Linked DNA regions of Homo sapiens: region 2 is linked to region 1. Evidence: chromatin contacts called from ENCODE Hi-C or POLR2A ChIA-PET data. All regions are on one chromosome and are shown on one strand. The core of a region is the stretch at or near the end of the contact, and the rest is flanking DNA. Distances in the headings are between cores, read along the strand shown. Region 1 holds the start of LINC01389 (long intergenic non-protein coding RNA 1389). Region 2 has its middle 6.6 kb from the start of LINC01398.

Region 1 (5,184 bases), core at 1,517-4,016:
AGATAATAGATGTCTTTAAATTATAATATTGGACAAGCAGGGTCTCAACGTTGGGGAAGAAGTGAGAGGGGAAAGGCAGAAAGGGAGACCCTCTGTTGGTGTTTCTGGCGGGATCCGTGGAGCCTGGCCAGGCATCTCTCCCGGAATGTGTTCCCCGAGAGGCGCAGAGGCAGGGAAAAAAACGAAGCCCCCACCCCCCTGCTTTTATTTCTCAAACTGTAAAGAATCTTGGCCTGCGACTTCTTCGCGTAGCCCCGGGCCTGTCGCCCTGAGCGATAGAGCCCGCTTAGTCCCAACTATCTGCGAGATTCTGTGCGTGGAGCCTGAAGTGCCGTGTCACGCGTGCCGGCCCAAGGTCTGGAGACTTCATAAATAGACTCCCTGAGTTCCGCTGGGACCGCAGGAACTCCCGGGAGAGGCTGAGGAGTGCGGACCTAACCGGCCCTGGGCCTGCTGCGGTCAGAAGTGGCAGCCACTAAGGCCGGCGACTTTGCTGGCAAACCGGGACCCTGAGGACAGCAGCGCGTCCCCGGGATGCGAGAGGCGAATGTGGCCAGCAACGGGAGCCAGGGCCGGAGCAGTCAGCATGGCCAAGACCTGGGCTTGGCCCCCAGGACCCGCGGCTGCCGCGAATGGCGGTCCCGGAGAGCCCTCGCCGGCGCCCGGGGGTGCTGCCCCGCCGCCACCGTGGCCCATGATGTGGTCTATAGAGAAGGAAGGCCTCTGCCCTGCCCCGGCGCCCCCGCCGCCTGCACCACCGCCCGCGTCCGTCTTGAGGCCCTGGCGCAGAAGTGCGGTGGGCAGACCCGCCGCGGTGCCGGCTGCGGGAGGACTCAGGGACGCCGCGTAGAAGGCTTTGGCGCAGCCCAGCTCCGCGCCCAGGAAGGCGGGCAGGCCTGCGGGGCCCGGGCCCGGGCCCGAGCCTGAGGCAGGCGCAGGAGCTGGGGCCGATCCCGCGCCTGCGAACACCGAGGCCGTCGGAGGTCCGGGTGGAGGCGCGGCGGCGCGGCCTGGGGGTACCGACAGCTGGCAAGGAGCGGCGGCGGCTGCCGCGGCGAAAGCGAAGGCGTGCGGGTGCGGGTGCGGATGCGGGGCCGGCCCCGGCGGGGGTGCGCCGTAGGCCGGGAGAGCCAGCCCGTAGCCGTAGCCGTAGGCGCCGTAGGCAGCGAAGCCGGGCAGGAAAGCGCCGGGATCCCCCGCCGCCGCGGCCCCGCCACGCAGCAGCAGCTCCGGGTGAGGGTGCGGGTGTGGGTGCGGCGGCGGCAGGGGCTGCCGCTTGAAGCGCTTGCGACGCCGCAGGAAGCTGCCGTTGTCGAACATGTCGGCCGACTCCGGGTCCAGCGTCCAGTAGTTGCCCTTGCCCGGGTTGCCCGGCTCGCGGGGGATCTTGACGAAGCAGTCGTTGAGAGAGAGGTTGTGGCGGATGCTGTTCTGCCAGGCGGGGAACTTCTCCCGGTAGTAGGGGAAGCGGCCGCTGATGAACTCGCAGATCTCGCTCAACGTCAGCCGCTTCTTGGGGCTCTGCAGGATGGCCATGGTGATGAGCGCGATGTACGAGTAGGGCGGCTTCACCAGCGGGCTCCGCGTCGCCGCGCCCCCCGACGGCGGTCCCGGCCCGGGCCCCGCTGCGCCGCGGGCCGCCGCGGCGCCTGGCCCCGGGCTCCCCGCTGCGGCCGCCGCCCCCCGGGACGCCAGAGCGCGGGGCTCGCCGTCCGAGCAGCCACCAGACTCCTCCTCGTCCTCGGCTAAGTCTGCCTCGGCTTCCTCCGCGGGAGGCTCGTGGCCGTGGGGGAGCACGTCCCGGGGGGCGCGGGGCCCGGAGCGAGCTGGGAGCTCCCCCCCGCCGCTGCCGCCGCCCACCACGTCTATGTCTGCGTCGGCCTCGGACAGCGCGGCCGGGGAGCTCTCGGAGGACATGATCTCGCAGCAGCAGCTGCCCAGGGTCATGGTGCCGCTGCCGCCGCCGCCGCCACTCTCCGGCTCCGCTCCGGCAGCGGCTCGGGCTCGGCCGCGCTGCCTCTGGGGCGAGTGCGTTTTGCGCGCGGGCGGGGAGGGGGCGGGGGACTGAGGCAGGCAGGGAGGGGTGTCCCCCGGCTCCGCAGCGCCCCCTGGCGGCCCAGCTCGGCCGCGCTCACCTTCCAGGGCACGACCCGCCGGCGGCCCCCGCCACTACCCCGGGAATCCGAGCTGGGACCCGCCGCTGGGGCGCAACGGAAGGAGCTGAGGCTTTCCCTTACCTGGGCGGGCCTCAGCCCCTAGTCCCCTCGGGGTGGCAGTGGTTGGTGGTGGGGGATTGTCCCTCCCGCCTAGCGGCTGCCTAAGGCGGAAGAGCTGCGGGCTAGGGCGGAGCTCCCTGGGCGGGGTGGGGCGAGGCGACAGGGGCGGGCGTAGCGCCTCCGCTGAGGGACCCGGCGGGAACAAACCGCCGCCGCGGCGGGAGCTGGGCTCGAGTGGCCGGAGGCGGGCCCTTGTCTTCGCCGCCGCTCCTGCACCCTGTGCTCCCTGAAGCCGCCGCCTTCAGAACGCTCAGCCCCTGGATGTTAAGGCTCACTCGGGCGCCAGCCGCAGCCAGGGAAGTGGCGGCGGTCCCCACCCGTCCTCTCCCCAAGGCGGCGCCCGGGCCACCGGGCCGAAGCGCAGTGGGAGCGCGAGGCTGAGACGCCGGGACCCACGCCGCCCCAGCGCGGCCCGCCGGCGCCCACCCGAGCCCGCACGGCTTCCAGCCCGAGGGGAGACGCATTCGAGTGATCACCAGGAGCGAACTTGGCGCCCGCAGCCTTGGGCCTGGGAGAGGTGAGATTGCGGCGGCGCCCTCTCCTCCCTCCGCTGTCGGGCCCGCCACCCCTCTCCGCGCGGAGAGGCCGGGCAGAGCGCCGGCCGCTGTGGCCGCGTTCCCGGGGCGCGGGCCGGTCTACTGCTCCGAGTTTGCCTGTTCTCCGACCCTCTGGATCTCGGCATCCGTTTGTCTCAGTCTCTGTGACTATCTCACTCTCCGTGAGTCTCTGTGGAAACGGCATTTGTCTGGATGTCTGTTCATGGGTCTGGGAATCCGCTTAATTTCTCCCTCCCCTCTCCCTGGCCCCAGTTGCCCTGAGGACTGGACACCCCCCACCTTCCTGGCTCCCAGGGTTCTGGGCCCCACCGACAGGCGGCAGGACCTCCTCCGCCCCCTGCCCGACACCCCCTCAGTGAACCCTGACCTCCACCAAGTGTTGCCTTCATCTCTCAAAAGTCTTGTGCAACTAAGGTTGGCCCTGTGCCTTGTTTCTCGCTAGCCGGGTTCCTGCCCATCCTATTAGACCTCTTTCTCCCCCGGCCTCCCTCCAGGACCCAGAAACAAGCAGCTTCAACACAGATTGGGCCCATTTCAGCCTCTGGGGCACGGAAGGGGAGATGGGCGCTGGACGTGAGCAGGAACTGAGCGGATGCCTGGGCTGCTGCCCCGACAGCGCCGCACAGTGGCTAAAGCTCGGGCGTGCGAGGCCGGAATCCCAGCTGCCTCCGCTGTAGCAAGGCTGTGTGACCCTCATTAGGTGACTTCCCCGCTTCGGAGCCTCAGTTTCCTGGTCTGCATAGTAGTTAAGAGCAGCGACCTTAAGTCAGGCTCCTGGGGTTCCAATCCTGCCTTCACTACTTACCCTATCTGTCACCTTGGGCAAGGTTCTTTGCGCTTTGTTTCTGCCTTTGTAAAAATGAGGCTAGTAACACCTACCTCAGAACTGATGTATAAGTGTAGCCATATTCTAGGCCATTTAGGAAAGGGTACTGAGAACACTTTGCAGTTTCATCTAACAGCAGCCTCCAATCTACGGGATAGCCTGGTGTTAATCCAACTCTCCCATTCCACAGATGGAGCTACAGAGGCCCAGGATAGGGAGAAAGAACTCACCCAGGCTCCTGCAAAGAAATAGAACAGAGTTGGGTTGCAACCCTTTTCACAGAATCCTCAAAATAGAGTTCTTCATCCCCCCAAGGTAAGGGCAGAAAAAAATGGAAGGCAGGTCTGACTACTCATGTCCTTTGAGAGGAAGTCGCCTGGGCCCCCTCTGGGACCTCTGACCAAGGGGATCCATTTAATGTGCTGTTCCAGCATAAACTGTCATTGGAAAAAAGAGAAATCTCGTCCTCAAACCATGGACAGCAAATTGGACAGGGACTAGTAGCCCTGGAATTGGAATTTCCTGGGTGACAGACTGTCCGGGGAAAAAGGTCTTGGAGAGAAGCTTCTTGCATGAGTCCAAGGAAACTCACATACCTAGGGTTGCTAGATTTAGCAGATTTATTTTATCTGGCAACCCTACACATACCTCAAGCTTGCTCTTGACTACATGGATATCTGTCTCACACTCCCAGAACCCCACTCACAGATACCCCACACCATGGACCACACACCAACTCCAACCCAGCTCAACTCTGCTAGTATCTAAACAAGTGGAGAGAAAAACAGTGTTGGCGTCATCCTACTCCATTTCACCTTCTGAATGTCCTCATTTCTTTTTTTTCTTTTCTTTTTTTTTTTTTTTTTTTTTTTTGACTGAGTTTCGCTCTTGTTGCCCCCCTGCTGGAGTAAAATGGCCTGATCTCAGCAGCTCACCACAACCTCAGCCTCCCAGGTTCAAATGATTCTCCTGCCTCAGCCTCCCAAATAGCTGGGATTACAGGCAGGCACCAACATGCCCGGCTAATTTTGTGTTTTTAGTAGAGAGGAGGTTTCTCCATGTTGGTCAGGCTGGTCTCAAACTCCCTACCTCAGGTGATCCACCCGCCTCGGCCTCCCAAAGTGCTGGGACTACAGGCGTGAGCCACCCTGCCCGGCCTGAATGTCCTCGTTTCTAAAACAGCAAATGGGAACCAGTAGCTTCCTTCCTTGCCAGCACTCCCCTGGCTCCCCAGGCTTTGGTCAGGGTGAGACTAGCCAGGGCACTTGCTGCCCAAATTTCCTGCTTCAGAGAAGTTCTACCAAGCAGCTACAGCAGCCAGCCCTTGCCTCTGCCTGGCCTTGCTGCACGTTCACTGCTACTGAGACCTACACTGGGGAAGGGGAGTACAGAATCCCCAGCTTCTGCTCTGCAGGGTTGGGGAGGGAGAATCCAGACCCTTCACATACATACTTTTTACAGGAGCGGAAACTGAGGTCCAGGAGATCATGTTACTTGTCAGGCTTTTGAGGGGCGCTAAGCTGGG
Region 2 (4,851 bases), core at 1,785-4,284, 990 kb after region 1:
ACAGGAGTAACACCAAGAAAATGCTTTAGAAGCAGGGTCTCACTATGTTGCCCAGGTTGGTCTCAAACTCGTGGCCTCAAGCGATCTGCCAGCCTCTGCCTCCTGAACTGCTGGGATTACAAGTATGAGCCACCACAACCAGCCCCGTGTTTCATGAGCTGTTACTCCATTCCAGGAGCCTATCACTTGGGCCCCCTCTGATTCTTGACCAAGGTGTCCACCTCCTTCATGAACCGGAGACACAGCTCCTCTTCCCATGGCAAAGCAATGCACTGCACAGTCACCAGAACTCCGACGGATCCTCTTACCGCCTGCCAGTAGAGAAGGTCGGGAACTCAGAGCCTGCTTCACAGGCCCCTTGCCTGGCTCTGTTCATCACCCATGCTATTCTGGGCCTCCGTACCAACGGTTGGTCTAGGTATGCTTTAGTCCAAACATCCCTTTCCCAATCTATATTAAGGTAAAAATGACCTAGATCTCAGAATTCCAGGCTTCCTCAGCTCTCAGTGAAACCTGAAAAGACTGTTCTGATTTTATTGCCCATAGTTCTTCAGGGTTAACATGTAAAACTTGCTCCCTGTGCAGAATGCTGATTATAATGACGAAAGAGAAAGCCGAGCATCCACTCAATGTTCAAGCAAGAGAAAGAAGAGCATGCTAATCCCTGATCCAGAGCCTGGTTACCCTTCCACAGTGAAAGCATTGCCTTGGCCCAAAACAGGCCCAGGAACATGGGGGCTAAGCCTGAGTCCCTGCCACGAAATCCAAACGTCCTTGTAGGAATTCAAACCTGTTTTCTTTGCTTTGTGATGATATCATTTGAGGCTTTATTTGCCTTTGTCTCTGGAGTCAGATCACCTGTTTCAAGTCCTAGCTCCTCCACTTCAATTGGCTGTGTGGCTTTGGCCCAGTCCCTTAATCTGTCTGTGCCTCCATTTTCCTCATTTAAAAAACCTCACAGGAGAGTTATTGAATTTAATGATTTAATATTTATACACGGCACTTTTAAACAGCTCCTGGAACAGAGTAAGTGCTCAAGACACATGAGATAGTGTCATTATTGTTATTTTCTCAGAATTCAGGTCAGCAGTTCCACTGGGTAACTCTAGCACTAAAATCAATTTCCAGAAAAAGTAAGTTACTTAATGTCTGACTCAGATACGTGCATATGTTTCAGAGTCGGCCTCTTTCTCTTCCTCTCTCTCCTTCTCTCTCTCACCAAAGTCAGGTGTGTTATTTTAGACCCTGCAGTTAAATATTTGGTAATATTTTCTTTTATGAAACCACTCTGACTTACTAATCATAGTATTTATCGAACACTTCCTACACACAAGACCTTATGCAAATTGCTTCATTCACTTTTTCAAATTAATTAACCTTTAGCACAACCCTACAAAGTAGATGTTTTTATTCCCATTTTCCTGGTGAAGAAACAGAGGTCCCAAGAGAGGTCATATCCAGAGCAGATACACAGTAAGCTCATAACCAGCGGCTTTTGCCCTGCTCTGCCCTCCCTGCCTCTGAGATCATTTTTACCTACAGCAATGCAAAGAAGGCCGGGCGCAATGGCTCACACCTGTAATCCCAGCACATTGGGAGGCCGAGGCAGGCAGATCACTTGAGGCCAGGAGTTTGAGACCAGCCTGACCAACATGGTGAAACCGTGTCTCTACTAAAATTACAAAAATTAGCCGAGCATGGTGGTGCATGCCTGTAGTCCCAGCTACTTGGGAGGCTGAGAGGCAGGAGGATGGCTCAAACTCAGGATGTGGAGGTTGCAGTGAGCTGAGATTGCACCACTGCACATCAGCCTGGGCAAAAGAGTGAGATTCCATCTCAAAAAAAAAAAAAAAAATTAGCCGGGCGTGGTGGCAGGTGCCTGTAATCCCAGCTACTTGGGAGGCTGAGGCAGGAGAATCACTTGAACCCAGGAGGCAGAGGTTGCAGTGAGCCGAGATCGTGCCACTGCACTCCAGCCTGGGCGATAGAGCAAGACTCTGTCTCAAAAAAGAAGGAGAAGGAGAAGGAAAAGGAGGAAGAAGGAGAAGGAGAAGGAGAAGGAAAAGGAGGAAGAAGGAGAAGGAGAAGGAGGGGGAGAAGGAGGAGGAGGAGGAGGAGGAGGAGGAGAAGAAGAAAAAGAAGAAGGAGGGGGAGAAGGAGGAGGAGGAGGAAGAGGAGGAGGAGAAGGAGGAAGAGGGGGAGGGGGAGGGGGAGGAGGAGGAGGCAGAAGAAATACAAAGAAAACCACTGGTTTTGCAAAGTTTTCTCCCCTGACATGGATGGGGCTGACAAGGAGGTCAAATGATGTGTCCTCAGGGTTGGGGTGAAACTAGCATAAGTGCCAAAGGGTGAACACCAGGAATGACCAGTCCCGCCCTACTCTCTCCACCACTACCGTCAGGGGCCCCAACCCGGAGAGAACCAGCCCTGGTTTGTCCCCGCTCCGGGAGAGGCTCGGAGAAGGAAACTGACCTCTGAGAAATTTTTGTCAGAACTATCTCCGTAGCACCCCTTGTAGAAGGCCAGTTCCTCCTCGTCCTGTAGTGTCACGATAGTGACAGGCACCACGCCCGCGGGAAAGTCCAGGAGGTTGTACAGGGTCACATAAGACTGACTTTCTGCAGGAAGATCCAGATAAGCCCAGGAAATCGTCAGCGCAGACTCAGGTGGGGAAGAATGTGGGTGGGCGCCCCCTCCCGGTCCTTCTGGGAACTTCAGCGCTCTGGGCTCGGACTAGCCAATTTGTGTCAGGGGTCATCTTGACAATGGCCTCATGCTCTCCCCAGGGTGGAGGGAAGGACGGAATCTGCATTGCAGAAGCCTCACTCAGTGCCAGGCACTGTGCTGGCCTCATCACATTGCTGATCCCTTGAATCCTCTCCACTCTGTGAGGTGTGGATTACTATTGACTGTGTACAAGTGAGGAAATCGAGGTGGCAGGATTAGGGGCAGGATTAGCCTTTTCTAAGGCTACACAGCTAGTGGATGGCAGAGGATTCAGCCCACGCCCTCCTGTGTACCGGACTTCAAGATAGTAAGGGTGTACAGCGCCACCTGGAGTTGAAAGGACAGCTCTTCTGCAGCAGCCACATGTGTGCAGGGAGAGTCAGGCGTGGGATGAGCCTTTGGCTGGCCACAGTCGGGGGACCCAGGAGGACATGTTCTTAAGGTCAGGGGAGAGGAGTCCAGGCTCAGGTTTGGAACTGAGTTTTATCCTGCCTTGGGTAGCACCTTTGAGACCAGTACCTGTGCATGGGACCCAGGGATGGCCCAGATATTACCCTGTCCTGAGCCCATGTTTTGGACAGGCTGGGCTGAAGACCCCTTTTGAAGTAGGGCAGCAGAGGGCATGTTAAGAGTAAATGGATGGGCTGGGCACAGTGGCTCACGCCTGTAATGCCAGGACTTTGGGAGGCTGAGGTGGGTGGATCACCTGAGGTTAGGAGTTTGAGACCAGCCTAGCCAACATGGCGCAACCCCGTCTCTACTAAAAATGCAAAGATTAGCTGGACGTGGTGGCACACACCTGTAATTCCAGCTACTTGGGAGGCTGAGGCAGGAGAATTGCTTGAAATCAGGAGGCAGAGGAGGTTGCAGTGAGCTGAGATCATGCCACTGCGCTCCAGCCTGGGTGACAGAGCAAGACTCTGTCTCAAAAAAAAAAAAAAAAAAAAAAAAAAAAAAAAAAAAACAGTAAATGGATGTGCTAGGTGGAAGAAGCCAAACACAAAAGCTTCATACCCTTTGATTCCATTTGTATGAAATTCTAGAAAAGGCAAAACTATGGTGACAGAAAGCAGATCAGTGGTTACTGGGGTTAGGGATAGAGTGAACTGCAGAGACATGAGGGAAATTTGGGGGTGATGGAACATGTATCTGTAAAATCTAAAAATATATTCTGTTCTGTATTTCTGATTATAGTGGTGGTTATACAACAGTATACATTTGTCAAAATTCATCAAATTATACTTAAAATCGGTGAATTTTATTGCATGTAAATTATACTTCCATAAAGTTCATTTTTAAAGTGAATGGAAATTGCTAACAGGTACAAGTTTTCCTTTCAGGGTAACAGAAATGTTCAGACATTAGATAATGGTGGTGGTTGCACGACATTTTGAAATATTAAAAACCACTTAATTGTACACTTTAAAATGGTAAGTTTGTGTTATCTGACTTTTATCTCAATTTAAGAAATATTTTTAAAAAGTTAATGGAGATAGAGGGCAAGATCACAGAAGCTGGGGCAGGACTCAGGAGTCCCGGACTCCCAATCTCAACCCCACCAAGACCCAGTGTGCTCTCACCTGATGCTAGGGAGGAAGAGCCTATATAGAAGGCAGAGCCCAGAACTGGCACCAGCAGCACATCCAGGTCCAGGGACCTCCACTTGGCTATGAACTCTTGCTCATATTCCTGCAGGGACAGTGAGGGATGGGAGGGGTAGGAAGGCAGGGGTTACTGTTTGCCAGACAAGGTCAGATGCTGCCAGGCAGCACTGAGTTGCACACCAGGAGGAAGTCTCAGGCTATAAGCTTCAGCCTGAGATACCTGTGGAGGTTCAGGATCTTCCCAGGGACAGAGGTGAAGGGATGGGAAGCTGAATTTCAGGTCACAAGGATTTGGGGACAATGCTCTAGGGAGATGGACTAGAATAACTTCTGAGGTCACCAAGCCCCCCCACCCAGGTCCAGCTGGGCCTTCTCTGCAGGCCAGTTCATAACTCTGACCACTCAGGGCACTACCCAGGTGTCTGCAGCCCCAGCTCCAGCAGCCCCTCAAGGTCTTCCCAGACAGGCATTACCTCCACTGCTGTGTGCTGTTCCCACAGTTTCTTGGGTGTCCTGAAAG

Evidence for each region. Hi-C counts contacts between places; a loop is a spot of excess contacts on that map. ChIA-PET counts read pairs that join two places held with the same protein, here RNA polymerase II (POLR2A). Pooled maps may share reads with other maps.
Region 2: a loop to region 1 is called in a pooled map, with 2.4 times the contacts of the local background. The contact joins the enhancer-like site here to the promoter of LINC01389 in region 1. A Hi-C loop is called at or near these places in 1 of 50 pooled maps. POLR2A ChIA-PET finds 5 or more read pairs at or near these places in 2 of 52 experiments (PC-9 and WTC11).

What each region holds. Positions count from the first base shown.
Region 1 is chr1:47,434,899-47,440,082 of GRCh38, reverse strand. It overlaps LINC01389 (long intergenic non-protein coding RNA 1389), which reads left to right and starts at 2,766. Exons shown (of 5, transcript NR_126355.1): 1 at 2,766-2,793. FOXD2 (forkhead box D2) reads right to left here and starts at 2,039. Exons shown (of 1, transcript NM_004474.4): 1 at 1-2,039. The coding sequence starts at 1,947. The coding sequence ends at 460. RefSeq lists an enhancer at 1-621 and silencers at 1,810-1,989, 2,020-2,919, 3,400-3,559.
Region 2 is chr1:46,440,659-46,445,509 of GRCh38, reverse strand. It overlaps the pseudogene FAAHP1. Among named protein-coding and RNA genes, the nearest start is that of LINC01398, 6.6 kb to the left of the region's middle. RefSeq lists enhancers at 2,393-2,632, 3,153-3,282. Within about 2 kb of position 3,034, at least 5 of the 41 ENCODE cell types and tissues checked have a DNase peak (open chromatin) inside an H3K27ac peak, as active enhancers do.